Regions from separate parts of the Homo sapiens genome. Here regions 1, 2, 4 and 5 are each linked to region 3. Evidence: chromatin contacts called from ENCODE Hi-C or POLR2A ChIA-PET data. All regions are on one chromosome and are shown on one strand. Each heading gives the region's core, a stretch centred on a gene start or an enhancer-like site at or near the end of the contact. The rest is flanking DNA. Distances are from core to core; before and after follow the strand shown. Region 1 has its middle 23 kb from the start of LINC02851. Region 2 holds the start of DMAC1 (distal membrane arm assembly component 1). Region 3 holds the start of RFX3 (regulatory factor X3). Region 4 holds the start of KDM4C (lysine demethylase 4C). Region 5 overlaps DOCK8 (dedicator of cytokinesis 8).

The links. A loop is a pair of places that touch in the nucleus more often than their neighbours do. ChIA-PET counts read pairs that join two places held with the same protein, here RNA polymerase II (POLR2A). Pooled maps may share reads with other maps.
Region 1: a loop to region 3 is called in a map of B cell, with 9 times the contacts of the local background. The contact joins the enhancer-like site here to the promoter of RFX3 in region 3. A Hi-C loop is called at or near these places in 1 of 168 maps with a recorded cell type or tissue (B cell), 4 of 37 single-sample maps with no recorded cell type and 21 of 50 pooled maps. POLR2A ChIA-PET finds 5 or more read pairs at or near these places in 1 of 52 experiments (CD4-positive, alpha-beta T cell).
Region 2: a loop to region 3 is called in a map of CD4-positive, alpha-beta memory T cell, with 21 times the contacts of the local background. The contact joins the promoter of DMAC1 here to the promoter of RFX3 in region 3. A Hi-C loop is called at or near these places in 1 of 168 maps with a recorded cell type or tissue (CD4-positive, alpha-beta memory T cell), 1 of 37 single-sample maps with no recorded cell type and 8 of 50 pooled maps. POLR2A ChIA-PET finds 5 or more read pairs at or near these places in 1 of 52 experiments (CD8-positive, alpha-beta T cell).
Region 4: a loop to region 3 is called in a map of CD4-positive, alpha-beta T cell, with 11 times the contacts of the local background. The contact joins the promoter of KDM4C here to the promoter of RFX3 in region 3. A Hi-C loop is called at or near these places in 6 of 168 maps with a recorded cell type or tissue (CD4-positive, alpha-beta T cell, CD4-positive, alpha-beta memory T cell, CD8-positive, alpha-beta T cell and 3 more), 6 of 37 single-sample maps with no recorded cell type and 19 of 50 pooled maps. POLR2A ChIA-PET finds 5 or more read pairs at or near these places in 9 of 52 experiments (CD4-positive, alpha-beta T cell, CD4-positive, alpha-beta memory T cell, CD8-positive, alpha-beta T cell and 6 more).
Region 5: a map of CD4-positive, alpha-beta memory T cell shows a loop between it and region 3 (25-fold over the local background). The contact joins the enhancer-like site here to the promoter of RFX3 in region 3. A Hi-C loop is called at or near these places in 1 of 168 maps with a recorded cell type or tissue (CD4-positive, alpha-beta memory T cell), 1 of 37 single-sample maps with no recorded cell type and 10 of 50 pooled maps. POLR2A ChIA-PET finds 5 or more read pairs at or near these places in 1 of 52 experiments (activated CD4-positive, alpha-beta memory T cell).

What each region holds. Positions count from the first base shown.
Region 1 is chr9:6,679,347-6,683,113 of GRCh38, forward strand. No RefSeq gene overlaps it. Among named protein-coding and RNA genes, the nearest start is that of LINC02851, 23 kb to the right of the region's middle. RefSeq lists enhancers at 1,573-1,952, 1,859-2,607, 2,073-2,362, 2,433-2,552. Within about 2 kb of position 2,330, at least 41 of the 41 ENCODE cell types and tissues checked have a DNase peak (open chromatin) inside an H3K27ac peak, as active enhancers do; they include B cell and CD4-positive, alpha-beta T cell, where a contact is called at or near this core.
Region 2 is chr9:7,798,528-7,802,506 of GRCh38, forward strand. DMAC1 (distal membrane arm assembly component 1) reads right to left here and starts at 1,251. Exons shown (of 2, transcript NM_033428.3): 1 at 934-1,251; 2 at 1-110. The coding sequence starts at 1,207. The coding sequence ends at 46. RefSeq lists an enhancer at 1,015-1,561.
Region 3 is chr9:3,524,453-3,528,341 of GRCh38, forward strand. RFX3 (regulatory factor X3) reads right to left here and starts at 1,549. Exons shown (of 17, transcript NM_001282116.2): 1 at 1,295-1,549. It overlaps LOC124902110 (a long non-coding RNA gene), which reads left to right and starts at 2,033. Exons shown (of 8, transcript XR_007061398.1): 1 at 2,033-2,325. RefSeq lists enhancers at 690-1,306, 1,884-1,933, 2,194-2,493 and silencers at 994-1,083, 1,514-1,703.
Region 4 is chr9:6,755,538-6,759,362 of GRCh38, forward strand. KDM4C (lysine demethylase 4C) reads left to right here and starts at 2,436. Exons shown (of 22, transcript NM_015061.6): 1 at 2,436-2,666. RefSeq lists enhancers at 527-1,238, 1,970-2,329, 3,530-3,749 and silencers at 2,370-2,609, 2,700-2,869.
Region 5 is chr9:276,299-280,465 of GRCh38, forward strand. The region is part of intron 2 of DOCK8 (dedicator of cytokinesis 8); the gene reads left to right. Among named protein-coding and RNA genes, the nearest start is that of DOCK8-AS1, 63 kb to the left of the region's middle. Within about 2 kb of position 1,718, at least 6 of the 41 ENCODE cell types and tissues checked have a DNase peak (open chromatin) inside an H3K27ac peak, as active enhancers do.

The DNA of each region.
Region 1 (3,767 bases), core at 1,080-3,579, 3.2 Mb after region 3:
GCAGGCGCCTGTAATCCCAGCTACTTGAGAGGCAGAGGCAGGAGAATCACTTGAACCCAGGAGGCAGAGGTTGCAGTTAGCCGAGATCATGCCATTGCACTCCAGCACTCCAGCCTGGGCAACAGAGCAAAACTCCGTCTCAACAACAACAACAAAAAATTAGCCAGGAATGGTGGCACACACCTATAGTCCCAGTTACTCAGGAGGCTGAGGCACGAAAATCGCTTGAACCTTGGAGAGGGAGGTTGCAGTGAGCTGAGATCAAACCACTGCACTCTAGCCTGGGTGACAGAGTGAGATTCTGTCTCAAAAAAAAAAAAAAAAAAAAAAACCTTGAAAAAAATTCAGACACTGGAATTATCATAATACAGATTACAAAATAATTATGATTACTATGTTCCAAGGAATAAAATAATCCAACATACCAATTAGCAGGAAATAGGACAGAGAAACATGTTGAAATGGTCTATGTATATGGAATCATCAAAGTCACAACTCTGGGAAACTCTGTAGAGTTAAAGGCCCCAAGTTCTTAAACGCTTTCAACGCTTTACCATTAAGTAGGATGTTTGGTGTATGGTGTTTTGCAGATACCCTCTATAAGATTAATTTCTCTTCTATTCCTGGTTTTCCATGAGTGTTTATCATGAATAAGTGTTAAATTTAATAAATTATTCTACATTTATTAAGATGATATTTTCTCCATTAATTAGTTAGTATCTTCAATTACAGTAATTTGTCTTCTCATGTTAAAACAACCTAATTTGGCTGGACGAGGTGGCTCACGCCTGTAATCCCACCACTTTGGCAGGCGGGTGGATCACTTGAGGTCAGGAGTTTCAGACCAGCCTGGCCAATACGGTGAAACCCCCCCACCGTCTCTACTAAAAATACAAAAAAAATTAGCCGGGCGTGGTGACGCACGCCTGTAATCCCAGCTACTCGGGAGGCTGAGGCAGGAGAATCACTTGAATCCAGGAGGTGGAGGTTTCAAAAAAAAAAAAAAAAAAGAACAAAACGTCTCAAAAAAAAACCCCCACAAAACAGAACAAAACAAAAAACCACATAACTTGGCTATGGTATTATTCCTTTCACATAATACTAGATTTTGCTAATATTTTGCTTACAGAGTTTCCCGTCTAGACTCATGAGCAAAACTTGCATACACTTTTCCTTCCATTCGCTGTTCTCGTCAGGTTTTCCTATCAGGGTTATGCTAGGCCATTAAAAAGTTTAAAAGTGTTACCCGCTTTCATCTTCCTTCCCCCTTTTATTCTGGAACTATTAAAGACTGGAATTATGTTTTCCTCTTATATATCGTTCAATTTGCCAGGGAAGCCATGGTGGCTTGCAGTCTTCTTTGTTGGAAGACTTTGGACTACTCTTTCAATTTGTTACTAAACTATGTAGGTTTCCCATTTCCCTAAACATGGAAACAGAAGACCTCCTAGGACGTCTCCATTGCGGGAGGGAGACTGCAGAGGTCTCCGGCCACAGGACTGAGGAAAACCGCAAAAAGACGCGGTCACTACTAGGCGGAGTTAAACTATGGAGCCGGTACCCCCAATACCCTGCCCGGCAAGGCCGCCTCGTGACGTCCCCGTCTGACAGAGTCCCTCCCCATAGGGCCGCGACAGAACCACCGCACGATGGGACACGCGAGGGTAAGCTCAGGTCTCAGCGCATCGTGTGGGCGTCGGGACAGCGTCCTGGGCACCTGTTCCTTCCACCTGCTCAAATCTCTTTCCCTTCTATGAAGAAGGGGGCTCCGGGCCCCATCCCCAGGGAGCAAGAAGACGCAGAGGACCGCGCCGGTTCAGGTGCCGCTGGAGAAATGGAATCTGACGGAGAAACTGATCTGGGGCGGCAGCCCGCTAGGTTCGCCTGACTCACTAAATGCTACTACAGTGCCCCACACGGACTGCCACGAGCGGGTCACGTGACTGGACTCTGGATCGGCTGTGCTGTGATGGCCGCGTAGCGCGCTGCTGTGCGCGCGAGACTATAAGCCTCTGGGCCGCCGGTGCCTCCGCGCGGTCACCGCCTCCACCCGCCTGGCCGCTTCCCTCGGCGCATGCGTAGCACACCGACTCCAGGATTGTTTCCCAAATCCCACTTCCGCCACTTCCTCCTCCCGAGACCAGCCAAGCGCGCCTGGCTGTCTGCCCTTCTTGGGCTCTTGGGGAGAACGTGGTCCGGGAACTGGCAGTCACGGGGAGGCAGCACAAGAGGTTTTCGCCCTCATGTGCTGGTGCAACTATCGCGACCATCACCCTGAGAACTGGAGGAAGGGTGCCGCAGGCAAAGAGTGGCGCGCCTGCAGATTCGGTTCCGCGCTTGGGGCTCTCGCGAGACCCGGCGCTGGAGTGTGGACCGCGCGTGCCGGTGACGCGTGGTGCAGACACGTCGCCGGTGCCTCTCTCCCTAGGCCTTCCTGGGGGTGAGCTTCCGTCCCAGACGTCTTCGGTCCTACACTGCTTCCATTTCTTTTTTTTTTTTTTCCTTCTTTTTTTCTTTGAGACAGGGGCTCATTCTATCACCCAGGCTGGAGTGCAGCGGCGCGATCTCGGCCCACCGTAAGCTCCGCCTCCCGGGCTCAAGCGATCCTCCCACTTCAGCCTCCTGAGTAGCTGGGACTCCAGGTGAGCGCCCTGCTAATTTTATATTTTTGGTAGAGACGGGGTTTCGCCATGTTGCCCAGGCTGGTCTCAACTCCTGGTCTCAAGTGATCCGCCTGCCTTGGCCTTCCAAAGTGCTGGGCTTACAGGCGGGAGCCACTGCACCCAGCCCTACGCCCCATCTTTCTGGGTTTCTGCCTGGTATTGTTACATCTCCAACAGGCTTAACTCAAAGCTGACTTTCCGCCTGTGCTGTATCTGCCCCATGGTCCTTTAGAGTATATAAAATATAAATGGCACTTTGGGAGGCCGAGGCAGGAGGATTGCTTGAGCTCAGGAGTTACTGACCAGCCTGGGCAACATAGTGAGACCCCCGTCTCATTAAAAAATAATAATGCAGGCAGGGCGCAGTGGCTCATGCCTGTAAACCGAGCACTTTCGGAGGCCAAGGTGGGCGGATCGCCTGAGATTGGGAGTTCGAGACCAGCCTGACCAACATGGAGAAACCCCATCTCTACTAAAAATACAAAATTAGTTGGGCGTGGTGGTGCGTGCCTGTAATCCCAGCTATTCAGGAGGCTGAGGCAGGAGAATCGCTTGAACCCGGGAGACGGAGCTTACAGTGAGTCGAGATGAGCCACTGCACTCCAGCCTGGGCAACAAGAGCGAAACTCCATCTCAAATAATAATAATAATACAAATAAATAAATGTACACACACAAATAAATGGACTTGATAGCGATTTTTTTAGGTTTTCAGCTGCCCAATTCAAGAAATGTATTTCTTCTTGTCCCTGATTTCCGTCACTGTCCCAAGGCAGTGGGATTAAAGCACCACTACCGTTTTTAGATCCTTGTGTTTGGCATTCCATGTCCTCCTCTCAAGACGTTTGACGTAACTTTCTCCATCTGCTCTGTTGAAACATATGCTTCAAAATCTTTTTTTTTTTTTTTTTGAGACGGAGTCTCGCTCTGTTGCCCAGGCTGGAGTGCAGTGGCGCGATCTCGGCTCACTGCAAGCTCCGCCTCCCGGGTTCAAGTGATTCTCCTGCCTCAGCCTCCCAAGTAGCTAGGACTACAGGCGCCCGCCACCAAGCCCGGCTAATTTTTTGTATTTTTAGTAGAGACGGGGTTTCACCGTGTTAGCCAG
Region 2 (3,979 bases), core at 1-2,500, 4.3 Mb after region 3:
CGGGGAAAGGGACAGAGACAGAAGACAGATTCACTGGTGGTACTTTCAAACAACGCGGTAGGCCTTCCCTTTGGGGTCTGCCATGACAACGATACCCCAGGTGGCAATGCCTAGAAAAAAAACAACAATACCTTACCTTTATGCTGCATTTAAATTTACCAAGTGTTTCACATATACGCCATCTTATTTAACCCTCACAACACTTCTGGAGGATATATTACCATTGTATCTTTCTTATAAGGCAAGTGAAGCACAGAAAAAGAAAAAAAAATCAGGAAAAAAAAGAATATCCTGTAGGAGAATTTACCTATACAGGATCAAGAAGGTAAGACAGTTAGAAACCTAAAATTCTATTCACTGACAATCGGTTTGAAAGCTAAAAAAATCATGACGTTTGATTGGATGACATCTTGACGATCACAGAACGGGGCTGTGGGCCACATTACCCAGGTGTACCAAGTAGGTGAGCTTAGAATCCACGTCTAAAGATCTGGGATTCAAGGCAAATTTCTTAAATTAAGGTCAAGGGCCCTCGCTCAGGCTTTCTCCAGGACCTGGAGAAAAAGTATGGGCTTTGAGATCTGATATACCTGGGATCAAGTGACTGTCATTTCCTGACCATGAACACAATACTCCTCGTTGCCTCGGTTTGCTCCACAGTAAATACTATAATCATACCTACTTCTAACAGCTATTCTGAGAATTAAAAGGGCTGAGTCTAATAAGGGTTCTCAAGAAATACTAACTTAAAATTAAAAAAAAAAAAAGAAAGGCGTTCCAACAACTTCCTCTCCCACCTTGTTTGAGGTGCCCCCACCACCTGACCAGCGGCAGCACCCCGCCTCCCCGCCTCCCCGCCCACGTGGCTGCTCCGTTTCCTTCCTCTACCCCGCAGATACCCAACCCGCCCAAGTGCTGTGCCTTGATTCTCACTGAGGCCGATGACCATCTGCGTAATGGTCCATGGACTCGGGGGGTATCCCATCTTCATGGGCTTCCGTGCCACCCAGTACACGTACCCGCCCGCCCCCATCAGCCCCAACCCAGAAAGCACGCGACAGCTCCAGCAGGTCTTCAACAGGCGGTGTTCTGCTGGGGAGGTCGGCGCTCCGGGTGTAGCTGGGGGCGCAGGTTTGGCGGGCGCGGCGGCGGTACCGGGAGGCGCAGTGATATAGGACTCAAAAGGCTGGGACAACCGAGACCCCATGCTCTGGAACTCGGCCTCAACCTTGGGCGTCTTTGGTTCAAACTGGCGTAAACGACGCACCGGAAGGCAGAGCGCCGGAAAGCAGAATGCCGGGACGCTAGCGCAGTGCGCGGAGGAATCTTAAGGGCTGCTGGGAAATGAAGTTCTCCTCCGCTTCAGAGGCGGAAAAGGTGAAAGAATGCTGCTCTTTCCTGCTGGATTTCTCTGGCAGCAACAACCTTGTATGCGCTGGAGGACAATTCCAGCCCTCCTCCCCGCCGCCCCCCCCGCCCCCACTGTTTTAGAAATTCTGTAATCGCTACTCACTAAATGAATCACCTTTCAGTCTCCTTAAAGAAGTCTGGCTCTCTTAAGTTTCCTGCCTCACATGAACTGCGAGACCTTGGGCATGTCATATCTCCTATCCAGAGGCCTGTGAATCAAGGAGTTGGGTTTTATATGTGCATAATCATGTGCTAGATACAGACATACCATAGCGATTGCAGGTTTGGTTCTAGACCAACACAATACAGCAAATATCTCGATAAAGCAAGCCATGCAATTTTTTTTTGGTTTCTCCGTGCATATAAAAGTTGTTTATACTGTAGTCTATTAAATGTGCAGTAGCATTGTGTCTAAAAAACAGTATATATATCTTAATTTAAAAAACATCTTGCCCAAAAAATGGTAACGATTACCTTAGCCTTCAGTAAATCCTAATCTTTTTTTTTTTTTTTTTTTTGAGGTGGAGTTTTGCTCTTGTTGCCCAGACTGCCCAGTGCAATGGCACAATCTCGGCTCACTGCAACTTCCGCCTCCCGGGTTCAAGTGATTCTCCTGCCTCAGCCTCTCGAGTAGCTTGGATTACAGATGCCTGCCACCACGCCTGGCTAATTTTTTTGTATTTTTAGTAGAGACGGGGTTTCACCATGTTGGCTAGGCTATTCTCAAACTCCTGACCTCAGGTAATCCACCTGCCTTGGCCTCTCAAAGTGCTGGGATTACAGGCATGAGCCACCGCACCTGGCCACTTCTAATCTTTTTGCTGGTGGAGGGTCTGGCCTTGATGGTGATGGCTGCTGACTGATCAAGGTAGTGGTTGCTGAAGGTTGGGGTAACTGTGCCAATTTCTTAAAATAAGACAATAATGAAATTTTCTGCAAGAATTGACTCTTCCTTTTACGAAAGATTTTTTTGCAACATGCAATGCCGTTTTATAGCATTTTAATAACCACTATATAACGTCTTTCAAAATTGGAGCCCTTTATCCAACATTTTGACAATGTTCATAGCATCTTCACCAGGAGTAGATTCCGTCTCAAAAAACCACTTTCTTCATCCATAGGAAGTAACCCCTCATCTGTTCAAGTTTTATCATGAGATTGTGGCAATTCAGTCACATCATCAGGCTCCACTTCTAATTCTAGTTCTCTTGCTATTTCCACCACATCTGCTGTTACTTCCCTCATCTGAAATCTTGAACCCTTCTTAGTTGTTCATAAAGATTGGAATCAATTTCTTCCAATATCCAGTTAGGGATATTTTGATCTCCTCCCATGAGTCACAGATATTCTTAATGGCATCAGAATGGTGAATCTTTCCCAGAAGGTTTTCAATTTACTTTAACCAGATTCATCAGAGAAATCATTATCTCTGATTGTAAGGCTGCAAGAGCCTTACAAAATGTATCTCTTATATAATAAAACTTGAAAGTCAGAATTACTTCTTTATCTATAGGCTGCAGAATGGATGTTGTGTTAGCAGTTATGAAAATGCTAATCTCTTTGTACATTTCCATTAAAGCTCTTGAGTAACTAGGTACATTGTCAATGAGCAGTAATATTTTGAAAGGAATCTTTTTTCTGAGCAAGAAGTCTCAACAATGAACTTAAAATATTCAGTAAACCATGCTGTAAACAGATGTGCTGTCATCAGGCTTTGTTGTTCAAATTATAAAGCACAGGCAGAGTATCCTTAGCATAATTCTTAAGGATGCTAGGATTTCCAGAAAGGTAAATGAGGACTGGCTTCAATTTAAAGTCATCAGCTATATTAGATTCTAACAAGAAAGTCAGATTTGAAGCGTGAAACCAAGCATTGACTTGTCCTCTCTAGTTATGAAAGTCTTAGATGGCATCTTTTATTAATAGAATGCTGCTTCATCTATACTGATTATCTGTTATCAATTATCTAAGCTACATCTCTTTGATAACTTGCTGCAGCTTTTACATCAGCACTTGCTGCTTCACCTTGCACTTTTATGTTATGAAGACAGCTTATTTTTTTTTAACCACATGAACCAATGTCTACTAACTTCCAACTTTTCTTCTGCAGCTTTCTCACCTCCCTCAGCCTTCGTAGAATTAAGGAGAGTTGAGGTCTTGCTCTGGATTAGGCTTTGATTTAAGGGAATGTTGTGGCTGATTTGATCTTCTATCCGGATGACTGAAACTTTTTCCATATCAGCAATATGGCTGTTTTACTTTCTAATCATTGGTGTGTTCACTAGAGTAGCACTTTTAACTTCCTTTTTCTTTGTATTTACAACTTGGCTGTTTGGCCTACATTCCGGCCTATCCCAGTTTTCGACATGCCTTCCTTAGTAATAATCATTTCTGCATTTTGACTTAAGTTGAGAGAAGTTTGACTCTTCCTTTCACTTGAACACTTAGAGGCCATTGTCATGTTATTAGTTGGCCTAATTTCAATATTTTTGCATCTCAGCAAATGCAGAGGAGAAGTAGAGAGGGCAATGGTTGGTGGGTGGAGCAGTCAAAACACACATTTTTATTA
Region 3 (3,889 bases), core at 299-2,798:
ACCAGAAAGAAAGTGAAATATACACACGTTTCAAGTTGAGAACCTTCATACATTCTTTATGAACTTGACTTGAATTTCAACTCTCAAAGGAAAATGAGGAGATTAAAAAAAAAAAAACTCTTAAAGTACCATAACTGTCACAAATAACACTGTGAACTGAGTTCTCACAAAGCTTCCTTGTGTCCCTTCCCTGTTCATCACAAAGTCTCATAATCACAATGAAAATTGTTAACACTCTACTGCGGGGAAGGAGGATCATCAAAGTGAAACGGAACCTCACTACTCCCCCTCCCACCTCCACATGAAGGATAAAGCACTGTCAATAACTACTAACCCAAGTATCACAGATGCCCTGCATCCGGTTTAAATCACAAGCACACACACACACACACACACACACACACACACACACACACACACACACACCAAAGAAGAGAGAGGAGACAGACTTTAAAAAAGAAAAACATCTTTCCCAGTACAGCAAAGAGGGCCCAACGAACAGGCCCCAGGTTTCAATATGTGTGCAAGGGGTGTGTGGGGGGGGGGAGAAAGAGGGGGAGGGAAGAGTGCTGAATGGATGTTAAGACTGTTTGCCGCACAAAGAAAATACAGTTTTAAAAAGAAAAAAGAAAACCATGAAGCTGATGATGGTGAAAGAAGAGCAGCCCATTCAGCACCAGGCAAAGAGGGGCAAAAATGAAGGGAATGGGCGGTGGGAAAAGTTCACCAACGTATGAGGATTAAAAATAACAAAACCCATAACAAGGCCCCACAAGTGAACAACAACAACAACAAAACACCACCTCTTGGGTCCCCCCCTTGCACACTGTTGTCTATTTCGGCTTTGAAAGAAGCAGGAAACAGCAGCGTTGGAAAAGAAGAAAATTAAAGAAAGAACAAATTCTTATCTCTTCACCTGACCCTCCTCCTCAGACCAGACCTAAGGGAAAGATCCAGCATCCGCATCGGAAAACTGTGGCTCCCTCTCCCGCTCGGCTCGCAGCCCCCCAAGCTCCCGCTCCATCCCTGAAGTGCGGCCGGCGCAGGGCCGGGGCCGGCGGGCGGCGCGGCGCCCACACCCCCGACCCAGCCGCGGCGCGCAGGGTCCATTGTAAACAAGCCCGGGGAACAGAGCCCCTCGGCGGCGGCGCCGCAGCGGCAGCCCCCGTGTCAGGAGTGAGACCCCAGCACAGCCACACTCGGCTCGCACACACGAACACACACACGCACGGACACACGCGTTCACACGCAGCCACACGCTCCCACACACATGTAGAGACCGAAGAATATTCACCTTGGCTGTGGATTATTGTGGTGTTGTTGGTGGGTGATGGAGATGGTGGTGGTGGGGAGGAGGAGGAGGAAGAGGAGGAGGAGGAGGAGAGGAGTAGTTGTTGTTGATGGGTAACAGTCGCCAGGACTACGGTGACTATGGCGCTTGATTCACAAGGCAACGGTTGCTATAACTCACAAAAGAGAGAGAGAGAGGGAGAGAGAGAGAGAGCGAGAGGGAGAGGGAGACACTCGCACGGGGAGGGGTGGGGGAGGGAAGAGGGGAGGAGGCGGGCCCGGCCAAGCCGCCGGAAGGGGAGGGCGCAGCGCTGTGACTGACGGCCCCCAAACCCGGGTGGGGTGGCGGGGCGGCGGGGTGACGGGGCACGAGGCCGGGATTCCACCGCAGGACTCCGAAGAGGTGCGCCTATGCTTGGCTGGGGCTGAGGTCACCAAGAGTCCTCTCGGAGGGACGTTACTACACGCGCTGGCGAGGCCCAGGAGTCGTGGTGCGAGGGGTACTATCTGTGAAACGAGGGCTGCCTGTCCCAGCAGCCAGCTTTGTACAGAGACGTCCCGGAGCCACGAGAGAGTAACGGCTAACCCGGGGGAGGGGGTGGCGAGGGTGATTCCAGGCACTTTGTGAAGAAACGAGCTATGGCGAGGGAAGAATCCACTTTGAAGAGCGGCCCCCGCCCTGCCCGATACGTTACTTCCGGGGCGGGGCGGGCAGAGGGGCCCGGATGTGCCGCCGCTTTTTAGTTTCTGAGGCGCCGGCGGTGTTCCTGGTAGCGTCAGCCTCCTGGCTTTTCCTTTTCCTGGACGCTTCAGGGCTCCGCGGCCTGCGCTAGACTGGAGGGTCCGCGTCACTCTCGCCCTCCTGCTTTCCGCGCTCTCACCCGCTCCCGCCTCCTGAGGGCACGACTTGTGGAGGAGCGCGGGCGGCGGGGCGTGAGCGAGCTGCCTCTGCCGCCATCTTAGAGAAGGCGAGCGTGGGGTGTGCGTGGGCGCGAGTCGGCCTCCCGCGGTGCCGCCGCAGCGTGGCGCGGAGAGGTGAGGTCCAAGCGTGTCCGGCCCTCACTCCATAACGAAAAAGCGAGGTCATCACTCCCTATCTACAAGGGATGGGAGTAAGTGCCTGTAGAGAGCAAGAAATTGCCCTGCCCGGAGGCTGAGAAAGCGCATTTGGCGGTTCCCCTCGACGGAAGGCGTAGAGGGGCGGGGTAGCTTACACCTGCCTGCGATACCATCCTGTTAGTTTCTAGTTCTGTTAGTTTCAGCCCTTAAGTGCTCACCCCTCTTTAAAGACCGAACTGGGAGTTGAGCTCAAGCCCGGATCCTGTTACCTGCCGTGCTCTCATCCCCCGTTACTCAGCCTACTGTAGCTGAGGGTCTTGCTGTTTGTGGCTGTATTGAGATAGACGAATGGCTTCCGTCTGTGTTGAATGTTGTTAACACAACCTGCCATCTCAAACACCCGTTGATAAGGCACAGCCTGTAATGCCTCATGGTTCAAACAGACTCCTCCAATTCTCTGCAGACTCGAGTCCAGCAGGCACATGCCCCCAGGCCCTGCCAATACCCAAAATCTCCCAACATTTGCCGCTAAGCTGCTTAACCAGGACAATGACATAGTAGAAGTAGAGCCTTAGGAAGTCAGTTCTCCTCTTGAGGCTTAATTTTTGCACCTGCAAGTAAGGGATTTGGGCCGGCATGCGTTCACCAGCGCTAAAATAATACTGAGCTCATTCTGTGTCCCAGAACTGGTGCTAAGTGTTTTACATACATTATCTCATGTAATCCCAACAACACCAGTGTTAGGTAATATTCGCATTTGAGGAAAAACAGGCCGAGAGTCCTAAAAGTCGGTGGTTTTAGTTTATGGCTGCGTGCCATAGAATACAAGGTTACCTTGTTTTAGGAACCAGCTACTTTGGGTACGTTTTTAAAAGTAATATTGTTGCCTTTGATAATCTCATGAGTTAGAGATGTTCTTACAATAATAATGTGTTGCAGTAGTGAACAGTGGTGAGCCTAGTGCTAAAGCTAAAAGGTTTCCTGACCCACTGTGGTAGTAAGGGCTTCTAGTCAGACAAATGATTGTGTGGTGACCAGTGTGGGTCCCATTTGACATACAGATGGGAAATGAGGTATACGTTCCAGCTTTATGAAAACTGGTAGTCGTTATGAATATTCTCTTTATTATATTTACTGATAAAGTCCTCATTCCTATAATGGTGTGTAGGGCTGTATGTTCACACTACATGGCTCTCTGAATAGCTTTGTTTTTTTAAATTCCATTGTCTGTTATAGTTTGCCTGTCCCGTCTTTCATTGTCAGCTGTTGCTTTTTATTTTTGTCAGTGAACATAGTTCTATTATCCTTACCGCCCTTTTAATTTATTGCTCTTAATCTGCAGGCAAGAAAACCACATAGTGAACCTTGTGCAAAACTGTATCTCAAGAGTATAAATAGGTACTTCGAGGGACTATTAAAAAATAAGTGCAACCCTTGTGCTAGGACATTATAGAATCAGTTTTAAGCTGCTTAAATTTTTTTTTTTTTTTTTTTTTTTTTTTTTTGCCTTACAGATTTGGTCTTTTCCAGAGTTAGGAAT
Region 4 (3,825 bases), core at 1,186-3,685, 3.2 Mb after region 3:
ACTCTGTCTCAAAAAACAAACAAATAAATAAAATAAAATAAAAACAAGTATTGTCTCTGAGGTGATCTGATGATCTGTTCGTTAGTTCACATTACATATAAACTTCAAGGGGAATCTATGTATTGTTCATACAGCCTTCCATTAATATATTGCAATTGGGATTTAAACAATTGAATCTAAATAAAAAATTTACTATATGGCTAAAATGTTTTCACGATAATTCATAATATGGAGGTATTTTGATACATTAGGGACACAAGACTGCCCTCAGTGCCATGAGTCCAGTTGATTTTCTAGTAGGCTCTCTTCACTTTCCAAGACTGTGAAGCACTTAATGGATTCACATAGTGCTTTACAGCTTTTGAAGTGTTTTGACATTTTACATTATCTTCCTTAAAATTAAAAAGTGCTCAGTGAAGTTAGCAAGGTTCGTATATCCACTTCAGTTCTTCAGGTTAAAAAAAAGTCATACTCTAATTCACAATGGTAAAGAAATGTTATTTGTGCATCTGCAAATTCTGAAGAAAATGGATTTCAGGTTTCCAGATTTTTTATTCTGGTGCACAAGATTTCTAATATAGCATATGGCTTCCAAAAGACCCTAGCTGCTTGATTGTGGACATATTTCTTAACCGCTATGCTTCAGTTTCCACATCTGTAACAATGAGGTATTAATAGTACCTATTCATTGAATTATTATAAGTATTTATTAATACATGTGAAGCTCTGAAGACAGTGTGTAGCTCACATTACTGTTCTAAGTAAGTGTTAGGTTGCATATTTATTATTTTAGCATATCCAATTTACTTGTAAGGATGGTTGGGATCCTGACGTTACATGCACACATTTGGAAAATTCCCAGTTGAGTATACGTTAGCCAAGTTCAGAATTGTGTGTGGCCGGGTGAAGTGGCTCACGCCTGTAATCCCAGCACTTTGGGAGGCCGAGGCGGGCGGATCACCTGAGGTCAGGAGTTTGTGACCAGCCTGGCCAACATGGCGAAACCCTGTCTCTACTGAAAATACAAAAATTAGCTGGGCGTGGTGGCGGGCGACTGTAATCCCAGCTACTCGGGAGGCTGAGGCAGGAGAATCTCTCGAACCCGTGAGGCGGAGGTTGCAGTAAGCCGAGATAGCGCCATTGCACTCCAAACTGGGCGACACAGCAAGACTCCGTCTCAAAAAAGAGTGTGTCTGTGTGTGTAGCGGAACTTTGTTTTTAACAACTAAAGAAATATGGTGACCCAATAATCCCGTTAGCCTTAGCTCAATTAATCACATTCCATCTGTCCTCACAATGTTCACCCCAGTGAGAAACGAGTTCAAGCGCGTGGTAAGCGGTGTCGATATATTTTTAAAATTCTGTTATCAGTATAATGTAACAGAAAATTCAGCATATTAGCCCAACTTTGCTCACTGGTGTGAAGATATGCCCAATCTTTCTTAGCTAAGACGTTAGAGAAAACGCCACAAGGGACCCAGCTGGGAGCTCTGTAGGAAGTTTAAAAAAAAAATCATTCAGCTTTGCAAAACATCTGATGCTCAACCATCTGTCTTTGGCAGTACAGGGGCTTAAGGTCTGGTTGGTTCCTTCTGACACCTCGGAAGGCGGAGTTACAGAGGAAAAGCAACAAGTTGTAGGAAGTTAACTTATCTAGTCTCAGACGCTGGAGGCACCTGCATTTCTAGTCACTTCAGTTCTGGCCAAACTGTTATCAACTCTAGTTTCTGAGGGACCGCCAGCCCAGGATTCCTATTGGGGTCACCTTTGTGCCTCCCTATCTTAAGAGCACACTTGGGCGGGTCGGGGCGGGACGTGCTGGGTGTAGGTGACTCAACACCGGACAGTTTTGCTTCCAGAGGCTGACACGCTCCTGCGCGGTAGTTGTTAAAGGGTTGGGACACGAAGATACTCTTCGCCTATTCGGGATCTCCCATTGTGGGAAGGAGGCTCAGTGGTCCCGGCCACCGGGTGAAGGGAGAACGGGAACACAGCGCTGTCATCGCCGGAGAGCTGCGAGCCCCGACTTTCTCGCCAGGCTCTCCAGTACATTCCGAGGCTCCACCCCGGTAACGCCACGCTGACGTCCGCGCGTCGGAGGCCGCCATAGGTGCGCGTCGGCGCCCAGGAGGACGTGTGGCGCGTGGACTACATCAGGTCCAGCCCTGCGGGACCCCAGCCAGCGCTTCCGGGCAAGGTTCTGTGCACCTGTTTTCTCCTTCTACGCGAGTATCTTTCCCCTCCGGAAAGAATGGGATATGCCTGTGTCCAAAGGACAAGAAGATGCGCGCCAGCAAGCCTAAGTTAACCACAGCGCGGAAGTTGAGCCCAAAGCAAGAGCGTGCCGGGCACCTTTAAGCTGTTTGTAAGCCCACGTGACTCACCAAGTGCGGGCCCCAGCGGTCACGTGACGGCGCGCGCGCCCTCGCGCAGGGAGAGCCGGCGGTGCGCGCGCCTTCGCCGCTGCCTCCCACCCACCCCCTCGACGGGAGGGTGAGGCGCGGCGCAGTGATCGGGCGGCCGGGGTCCTGTGCGCGTGCGCAGCGAACAGCTGTCACCTAGTGCGGAACAAGTCTCCCAAATTTCCCAAATCTCCCTGGGCCGGAGGCCACTGTCTTCTCTTCCTCCTCCACCGAGTCGTGCTCTCGCCCCAACCCGCGCGCCAGGTAACCGCTTTTCCGGAGTCTGGGGGCCAGGGCGGGGGGAGGGTCCGGAGAGGTCTTCCCGGCACTGCCCCCCTCCGCGTGGGGCACGGGGGTGCGGGCGTCCGGGCGAGCGGCGACGCTGGGGCAGAGACGCTCCGTCCGTGACTGCAGCGACTGTCAAGCTGGGGAGGGAGCGGCCGGCCGCGGCCGCAGGGGAGGGATGCGGGGGCCGGTGACAGCCCGCTCCGGCCCTTACCGAGGTTCGGTACCCGCGCTCGCCGTTTTCCCGGGATCCGGAGTCGGGGTCGCCTCCTTGGGGCAGAGGAGCGCTCGGGCGGTCCTGGGATGCGGACCTCTTAACGCCGCCAGTCGGCTGTGGCGGACTCCAGGAAGGCCGGGCCTGGTGCACCCCTCGGGGCCCTCCCTTCCCTGGGAGTGTCACGACCCGCGGGGTGAGGGTGGGAGCTCCTCTCCTGACCACCCGTTGCAGGCAGTCATCCCGTCATTCGGGGTCGTCTTCAGCCCTCGCGGCTGTCCTTTTGGTGTTTCTTTCCCCCGGCATGGGGCCATTTCTTCCTGCAGTGCCTGGAGGAACCATGATGCGGTGTAGACGGCGGGTGCTTAAATAAATGCGAGTTGGATTAGGGCGCGTGGACTGCCAGGCACAGAACGTGGCGTGGAGTGGGGACGTGGAGGAGGGAGCCAGACAGGCCGGGGCTGTAGGCAGGAGCTTGGGGTTTTCCTCTGTGCTCCGCCAGTAAAGCCAGCAGCCGGGATTCAGATGCTTTCCGCGTGGACTTGATGCTGGGCTCCCCCTTTGCTGCGCGGTGCAAGCCTGCGCTGGCTGGCTCTGATTGTGGGCAATACTACCGGGAGGGGTTTTGTCAGGTTCCTTCTTCCGGAAGAGACAAGGTAAACTTTTTTTTGCGCTTGATAAACTAACCCCGAGAGGTGATTTATAAAGCACTGTTCGGAAATGTAGGTTAGAAAAGCAGAGTCACTTTTATCCTGGTGAAAGTTACTAGTAGGTTCCGGCCACTTAGGTTCACACTAAACTCTGCCCTATTTTCACCCATTTCAGTTTGCGGTATTTAAAAAAATGTCTAAATTCCGGGCAGCTTGGCTTTACTGTTTCTATGGCAACGGTGACTAATATTCTCATTTCGAAGTGTTGTGGTTG
Region 5 (4,167 bases), core at 468-2,967, 3.2 Mb before region 3:
CAAAGACCACTTACTAACCCTACAGATATATCCTTAGAAAATACAGTGGTTTCTGTCATAAATCTGATAAATCAGATGAGAGGAAGGGTGTATGTTTGATGTTGATTTTTCTTTTTGTTTTATTGGGGTTTTTAAAAACTATAAATATCAGGTCTGATGACTATGTGTATAAACATTTTCTAAGTAGATAAAATATTTTCAAATTTTGCATTTTTTAGTATGAAGGGGATCCATCATTTGAAGTTGGTTTTCTAGATGTGATGATAAACTTGTCCCAGGTCTATTTGACACTCCTACCAAAATCCTTTGTGACCAGGGCTAGAAGGCAGCTGTGGCTAGTAAATAACCCTGTGTGTAGACTCACTTATTGGCTTTGGCATTCTCTATTGCCACAGCTGTGTGAATAGATTAACCAGAGACCCTCTGGTGCCAGCCACCTATTCAGGCAAACAAGTCTATAATCAGTACCTCTGTTAAAATGAAACTGTAATATACTATTGTCTTTTCATTTATTTATTTATTTATTTAGAGACAGGGCCTTGCTCTGTCGCCCAGGCTGGAGTGCAGTGGTACAATCTTGGCTCACTACAACCTCCGCCTCCCAGGCTCAAGCGATTCTCCTGCCTCAGCCTCCCAAGTAACTGGGACCACAGGCGCACCATTGCGCCTGGCTAATTTTTGTATTTTTTTTGTAGAGACGGAGTTTCTCCATGTTGTCCAGGCTGGTCTTGAACTCCTGAGCTTCAGTGATCTGCCTGCCTTGGCCTCCCAAAGTGCTGGGATTACAGGTATGAGTCATTACACCCGGCCTATTTTCTGATTGTTCAAAGTAGAAGCCAGGCACAATGGCTCATGGCTGTATGTAATCCCAACAATTTGGGAGGCAGAGGCAGGAGGATAGCTTGAAGCCAAGAGTTCGAGGCCAGCCTAGGCAACATAGTGAGAACTCATCTCTACAACAAAGTTAAAAAGAAAAATTAGCCAGGCATGGTGGCACATGCCTTTAGTCCCAGCTACTTGCGAGGCTGAGGCAGAAGGATCACTTGAACTCAGGAGTTGGAGGCTGCAGTGAGCCATGATTGAGCCACAGTACTCTAGCCTGGGCAACAGAGTGAGACCCTGTCTCAGAAAAGAAAAGAGAAGAGAGGAGAAGAGAAAGAGAGAAGAGAAGAGAAGAGAAGAGAAGAGAAGACATACAAAAGAAGAGTAACATACAAGAGAAGAGTTAGGAGACCCTGTCTCAGAGGAAAGGAGGGGAGGGGAGGCGAGAGGACAAGAGAAGAAAGAGTTAGGATCTATGCCCTAAGGAAGTAAGGAGGATTTGAGACTGTGTAGGTGGTTAATAACCTTAAGCTACATATTTTATGGAGGGAAAAATCCTATTTTTAAAAGTGAGAATAGAACAATTTTGAAGTGAAATGGAATGAATTAGCTGGACCATAACGGCTCTGACTGAAGAAAAGGATGTAAAAAGCCACATCCTGGATATGTACCAAACACCATGGTTACATGGCATGTTTGTATATGTAACATTTATTTAAAAAAAAAGTCTCATAGCTTAGAAGGCATTTATTTTTGTTATGTGTATAGGCTTCTGTGCAATAAAGCAGCCTTTTTTATTTTACAGCTCATGATGACTTAAATGGTTAATTGCCTGATAAATATGGTCCTCTTTTATTCTTCTGATTCTGTTGTTCTTTTGCACTTCATCTTTCAAGGGGTTGGGCTATTCTTAGGTTTCACTGATTGCACTGGAAGGGACATGACGGAAAATGAAGATCTCAAGATAATTTTCTTGCAAATTCACAATGGAAGATAAAAGGAAAGAGTGGCAGGCATTCTGCACACAGAGCAGACGTTTCTTTATTGTCATTGTTCAGCAGAGGAATCAACTCAGCCTTGGTGAAACTAGAGTGATGCCCATGGTGGCATGTCAGCATCTCCCTCTTAGTGGCATCAGTGCTAGATTGTTGTTGTTGGAAGCAGGAGAGTGTTTAGTCCATAAAGTACAGAACTTCGATATCACAGAAGCTAGAAGAACTTTACTGCCTTCAGCTTCGTTTAAAGATAGTAGAGAGCTTACTCATTCGTTTTAGAAATATGTATTGGGTCTCTATGTCAGGAACTGCTGGCACAGCAGTGAGATTGAAGATACAACAGTGAATACAATAGAGGGCCTATCCTCATAGAGTTTGCCTTTCAGAATGAGGGACAGACGCAGACAAATAGAAAATGTCGATTGTGTCAGGGAGTATTGAGGGCTTTGAAGAATGAAATCGTGACCCAGAAGAGATGCTTTTAGATTGGATCATCCGTGAAGGCCTCTATCTAGAAAGGAGACACTTGGGCAGAATTCTGAATGAACTTGACGGACATCTGAAGGAAAAATATTCCAGTCAGAAGGAACAGTACGTGCAAAGTCCCCAAAACTTCAATAAGTGACGTGCTCCAGAAGCAGCAAGGAAGCAGAATGAGGCCTGAACAGAGTGGGCAGTAGGAAATGCAGTCATAGAGAAAGCAGGGCTGGGTCACAGGCCTCAGAGACTGTAGAACATTGGCTCCTACTCTAAGACAGGAAGCTGCTGTGAGCATTGAGGTTGGGCGTGGAACCATTTGACTTTTTATGAGGATCACTCTGGCTGCAGTGTGGAAAATAGACTGGACGAGGGAGGGCAGTTAGGAAGATGTCACGGTAACTCAGGAAAGCAATACCGGTGCTTTGGACGAGGGTGGTGGCAGAAGAGAAAGTGAGAAGTATTCTGGATATATTTCAGAAGAAAGTGGATAGGATTTTCTGATGGGTGATATGTAGAGTGTAGGAGAAAGAGAAGAAGCAAGATTGACTTTAATGTTTTCCACCTGGGCAATTGGTGGACTGGAATTGCCACTTGCAGAAGTGTGGAGGTATGGAAGGTATGGGAAGAGCAGATTGCCAGGAAAGTTGAGTTAGTTTTGAACTCATTGTGTTTGAGAGGTCTGTTAAATTATCAAGTAGTGATGTTGAGGTGTAATTGGAAAAGTCAACCTGGAATTTATGGCAGAAGTTGAGGCTGCAGATATAAACTTGTAATTTTAAAAATGTATATTTAAAGCCATGGGAGTGAATGAGTTCATTTGAGATTGAATGCAGATTGAGAAGAGATTTAGAATTGAACTCCAGGGCACTGCATAGCAGGAGGAAAACCTAGTAAAAGTGGTATCTGTAAAATAGAGGAACGAACTGTCACAATTTGCCTGGTACTGAGGATTTTCTCAGTACATGAGACTTTAAGAGACTGGGACACCCTGAGACAATTGGTTGCCTTCCATGGGAAGAAAGTATGTCAAGAGGGAGAGAGTGAACAACTGTGTCCAATAAACCAGGACTGAGCAAAAACCATTGAATTTGGCATCATGAAGTCTTAGGTGACTTTGACAAGGCTTGTCTGTTGTGAACAGCCAAGTAAATGTGAGGACCACTCTCCAAAAGGTAAAGAAACATGCATGAGGATACAGGTGCGCCAGCTGGAGACATCATGCCTCTTCCCCGTCCCCACCAGGAGTGGCGTGAAGCCTCCCCAGTGCTGTAACGAGGCAGCCAGGTCCTGTGTGACTGCACATGTGACTTGGGGCAAGTCATTTAACCTCTCTGTTTTCACTATCCTATTTGTGAAATATTGTTTAGATTTGTGGTTTGAGTCAGCTATCTGTATACTACACTGTGTTAGGAGCTATGTAGATTAATTTTCAACAGATATGGTTCTGGGGTTGTAGGAATTTTCAATTTGAGAACAAATTGAATCTTACCCTTTGTCAGGAGAAATAGCCTTTGACATGTGTTAGGGGCAAGGGAAATCTCAAACTTGCTTAATTTTAAAAATGAATATTTGGTTGTGGATAATTTAAGCTTTGGTGATATTTCTAATTATTTTTTGTGTGTTTCTAGTCTACTGACCAGAAGTCTGAAAAAAACAACTAAAAAGAAAGACTGCATAAGCCTTCACTAGAGAAGTATTGAAAATTGCTTGAGGGAAGTGACGGTTTCTTTAGCCTAGTGTCTGTAGGACCCCAGTGTAGTGTTTGTTGAATGAATGAAAGGAGGCGTATCAGTCAGGTTCACTCAGAGAAACAGAAGCTGTAGGAAATCCATATGGATGTGTGTGAAGGTATTGGCTTGCCTACTGCTGG